2 separate regions of the Homo sapiens genome follow, and region 2 is linked to region 1. Evidence: read pairs that join two places in POLR2A ChIA-PET (ENCODE). Cell type or tissue: OCI-LY7. All regions are shown on one strand.

The links. ChIA-PET counts read pairs that join two places held together with the same protein. Peaks named below come from ENCODE experiments on the same cell type or tissue, not always from the same donor. Only the 100,000 strongest peaks of a DNase experiment are listed, where the experiment ranks them.
Region 2: POLR2A ChIA-PET joins it to region 1 with 6 read pairs; 2 of 35 experiments call an interaction of 5 or more read pairs at or near these places.

Annotation. Positions count from the first base shown.
Region 1 is chr2:46,746,044-46,748,543 of GRCh38, reverse strand. The region is part of intron 1 of SOCS5 (suppressor of cytokine signaling 5); the gene reads right to left. Among named protein-coding and RNA genes, the nearest start is that of SOCS5, 48 kb to the right of the region's middle. In OCI-LY7, no CTCF peak of the experiment used is centred here; no DNase peak of the experiment used is centred here.
Region 2 is chr2:46,931,612-46,934,111 of GRCh38, reverse strand. It overlaps a transcript of MCFD2 not described here and a transcript of TTC7A not described here. Among named protein-coding and RNA genes, the nearest start is that of TTC7A, 8.4 kb to the left of the region's middle. In OCI-LY7, no CTCF peak of the experiment used is centred here; no DNase peak of the experiment used is centred here; H3K27ac peaks cover 1,042 bases.

The sequences.
Region 1 (2,500 bases):
AATGCGTGCCCCTTTTTGGATCTACCCTCCCTGACACCATAAGAAAAAGGAAAATTTGTCCAGACACAGTGGCTCATGCTTATAATCCCAACACTTTTGGAGGCTGAGGCAGGAGGATCGCTTGAGCCCAGGAGTTTGAGACCAGCCTGAGCAACAGACAGACCCTGTCTCTACAATAAGATTTTCTAAAATTAGCCAGGCCAAGTGGCATGCATCTGTGGTCCCAGCGACTCATGAGGCTGAGGTGGGAGGATTGCTGGAACCTGGGAGGCTGAGGCTGCAGTGAGCCAAGTTCGTACCACTGCACTCCAGCCTGGGTGACAGAGTGAGACTGTGTCAAAAAAAAAAAAAAAAGAAAAAGAAAAGAGAAAAGACAATGGAAACATCTTAAAATTAGTCTTTAGCAGGATATTTGAGAAGGGTATCGGGAGAAGTAAAGGCAAATAAGGATAACTTTTAATCACGTAAGAAAACAAATGTAGAGAAGCATGTTGAACAAAATCATCAACTAGAAACTCCAAGTAATACAGCTTAGTTTTGGTTTTACCAATTAGCATGTAACATACAAATTTAGTTTTTAGAAATAGGACAATCAAGAAATCTTTAGTTTATTAACAACTAAAATTAAACCTAACCTATCAAAAGCTCAGAATCTGAAAAGATTTTTTAAATATTCATTTTAACATTTGCTGAGTACCACATGTGGACAATATGACGATAAAGTTCAAGCTCTCAGATGTAAATATTTAAAGCTCTTTCTCTATGCCTATTTACTCTAAATTGACCTTCAATTTAAGCAAACTTTATTTGCTAGACACCAAGGGCATAGCAGCTTAGAAACTGCAAATTAGAAGGGTTGGGGATGTGGTTATAGAGGAGTACTACGTGTAAGTACAATGACCACAGGAAGAGAAGAACAAAGAAACCTTAAAAAGTGTAACAGCCCAGGGCCACAGACTACATGGACACATTATGCAAGACATAAAAAAGGGAACACATGGAGATATAAAACAGATTTAAAAGAGACTAGCCGGGCATAGTGGCTCATGCCTGTAATCTCAGCACTTTGGGAGGCCAAGGCAGACAGACTGCTTGAGCCCAGGAGTTTGAGACCAGCCTGGGCAACAAGGCAAAACCCTGCCTCTATATACAAAAGTTAGCCAGGTATGGTGGTGTGCGCCTGTGGTTCCAGTTACTCTGGAGGCTGAGGTGGGAGGATCACTTGAGCCCAGGAGGTAAAGGCTGCAGTGAGCTGTGACTGCACTATCACACTCCAGCCTGACCAACAGAGCAAAATCCTGTCTCAAAAAAAAGTAAGAGACCACTATGAACAACTGTAAGCAAATAAATTTAAAAACTAAGAAGAAATGACTAGATTTTTAGAAAAACATAAATTACCAAAACTGACTCAAGAAGAAATTAAAAATCAGTAGCCGTTAAAGACTTTGAATCAGTAATTAAAATCTTTGCTCAAGGAAAACACCAGCCCATGCAAACTGTTCTAGGCAGAAGAAACAAATCTGTCTAGCAACCTTGATATGTAATCACTGATGGCCAGAACAAGAGATCAAAAGAGATGCAACAGCCAGCTCAATAAGGCAAAAAAAAAAAAAAAAAAAAAGAAATAAAGTCATGCAAATTGGAAAAGAGAAAATAAAACTCCATTTTCTGATGATGTGATTGTCTACATAGCAAACCCTAAGGAATCTTAAAAAAGAAAGAAAAGTAAACTAAGTGAGTTTAGCAGGGTCACAGGATACAAGATCAACACACAAAGATCAATTACATAACTATATACCGTACTAACAACAAACATGTAGAAACCAAAATTAAAAGAGATGTAACAAAAATATATAACCTTAAAGGAGACAGGCTGATGGGATCTTTTTTTTTTTTTGAGATGGAGTCTCTGTCGCCCAGGCTGGAGTGCAGTGGTGCAATCTCGGCTCACTGCAACCTCTACCTCTCAGGTTCACACCATTCTCCTGCCTCAGCCTCCCGAGTAGCTGGGACTACAGATGTCCGCCACCACGCCTGGCTAATTTTTTGTATTTTTACTAGAGACGGGTTTTCACCGTGTTAGCCAGGATGGTCTCAATCTCCTGACCTTGTAATCCACCCACCTCGGCCTCCCAAAGTGCTGGGATTACAGGCGTGAGCCACCCGGCCCTGATGGAATATTTCTATACTCCAAAGGAGAAGATTCAAATGGCAGGAGAGAAAACATGCTAGATATTCTAGAGTTACCACTGCCTTTGTACTTACTCTGGGGAGTGGTGAATAATAAGAATGTGAGTCTATAGCCTACTTCACAACCATATTGGGCCTATCCCTCTTCTCCATCTCCACTGCCCCCTAACAGGTTCAGTCTTCATCATTTGCATGGATGAATCAGATGCCTAAACAGTCTACCTTTCTCCACCCTCACTCCCTTCTGGAGCATCCTTCATAATATTGATCCCAGGATTTCAAGCATCAGAGAAAAAAAAAAAACTCAAAG
Region 2 (2,500 bases), 190 kb before region 1:
TGTGTACTGACTCAAAAATTTATTATGGATGATTATTATGACATTCTCCTCGCCTTCATCAAATCATTCTTATACTAGTTGTCACAATGGCTGTGAGTAGTTGGGCTGGAGGTCACCAAGTGCTCCCAGCCATCAGAAGTAGAGCACCAAGCCTAATGAGATGCCCTCCCCACCTTCCACTCTGGCCTCTTCTTTCATACTTACCATGTGGGGTCCCTTAGAGCCCTGTGTTCCCAGCACATGCTAGATTTCTGACCAGTGCTCTGACTTTTTTATGACACTCCACCTTGCTGTCACCCTAGAAATCCTAAATTTAAATATAAATTAAACATTTGCTTCATGATCAACAGTCATTTCAGCCACTCAGATCATCAGTATATGCGAAGTAGAGCACAATGACAACTGCCTTCCCAACTTTATGTAGTCATGTGCATGGCTCAGGATCGCTACATTCGGAAATCAACTTTTACTCATTACCATGATCATTGGCTCAGAGCACATCCTGCCCATGGTATCTTATGTCTTACTTAATTTCAATACTGAACCAGCCCTCCCAGAATGTTGTCATTAAAACTCTGCCAGGAGCTGGCTATATGGTCTTTTCCTTTGTCAGCTGCCAGAAAAACTACATGTAATCATTACGCTAAGAGATGAAGTCCTACAAAGGCAAGCTTCAGAATCATGAATTCTTTGTGCTTGCACATAGTAGACACTCAGTAATTATTTGTTATATTAATTTTAGAATCTCAGAATGTTGAAGATTTTCCCACACTTGGAGATGAGAGCTTTGGGGTGTTTTTTATCCCCAGCCACTCACTTCATGATTGAGATACCAATATCTCTCCAGGCACTGCCCTCCCTCCCACCATCCCAGTCCCTTCTGTTCCTCGGGGTCCCAGGTGACTCTTAATTCTTGTTAGTGGCTTCTATGTCATTTTGCAAGACTGCTACAATGGGCCCCTCTCCAGAGCAGGAGCCCATGATTTCTCCATCTTGCCCAGTGCTGGTTCTCTGCCCAGCTACTGCCATCCTGAGGGAGAGAAGCCATCCCAACCCACAAGGGCTCAGAGCCTTTTCAGTGCAGCTTAGCTGGTCTGGTTTTAAGTCCCATCACTCCTAAGGCTAGCCTTGAGTGTCTGGCCACTCAGAGATTATAGCAGTTTTGAGCCTTAAAATATATCTTTGCTCCATCTGTTTTTTTTTTTTTTTTTGAGATGGAGTCTCACTCTGTTGCTCAGGCTGGAGTGCAGTGGTGCGATCTGCGCTTGCTGCAACCTCTGCCTCCTGGGTTCAAGCGATCCTCCTGCCTCAGCTGCTTGAGTAGCTGGGACTACAAGCATGCACCACCACTCTTGGCTAATTTTTGTATCTTTAGCAGAGATGGGGTTTCACCTTGTTGGCCAAACTGGTCTCGAACTCCTAAACTCAGGTGATCCACCCATCTTGGCCTCCCAAATTGCTGGGATTACAGGCCTGAGCCACTGCACCTGGCCTCCACCTGCTTCTATATTAATCTTTCTTTCTCTTTCTTTTCTTCCTCTTTTTCTTCTCTTTTAAAAACATTTTTTGTTGTGTAAAATAACACAAAAGAAAGTGCATAGATGTAATCATTATACAGCAAACTCTTATTAACCATCAACTAGGGTCAATAAATAAGGTTTCAGGCTGGGCACAATGGCTTACGCCTGTAATCCCAGCACTTTGGGAGGCCAAGGTGCGAGGATCATATGAGGTCAAGAGTTTGAGACCAGCCTGGTCAACATGGTGAAACCCCATCTCTACTAAAAATACAAAAATTAGCCAAGTATGGTGGGGGCACCTGTAATCCCAGCTACTTGGGAGGCTGAGGCACAGGAATTGCTTGAACCGAGGAGGAAGAGGTTGCAGTGAGCCAAGACCCCGCCACTGCACTCCAGCCTGGGTGACAGAGCAAGACTCTGTCTCAAAAAAAAAAAAAAGAATCCCAGAAGCCCTACATTGCTTTCTGATATCTTTTCTCAGATTTAGGAAGTTTTTTCTATTCCTAGTTTGTTAAAGGTTTTTTAAAAACATTATGATTGAAATTGAATTTTACGAATACTTCTTTGCACTTACTGAGATTGTCATATGATTTTTCTTCCTTAGATCCATTAATATGGTGAAATACTTTGATTTTCAAAGGTTAAACCGTCCTCACATTTCTGGAATCAACTTAGTTGTATTAATTTCCTATTGCTTCTTAACAAATTAGCACACATTTAAATGGCTTTAAACAACATGTATTCATTATCTTAAAATTCCTGAGGTCAGAAGTCCAAAGTAGGTCTTATGAACTAAATCAAGGTGTTGGCAGAGCTGCATTTCTTCTCAAATCTACTACTCATGATTTGACAGGGATTTATCAATTTTATTTATTTATTTATTTATTTATTTATTTATTATTGTCTGTTTTTGTTTTTTCCCCCAAAGAACCAGCTGGCCTCTAGAAACATGAAAAGGGAAGATCAGTTCTAGAGGCCGA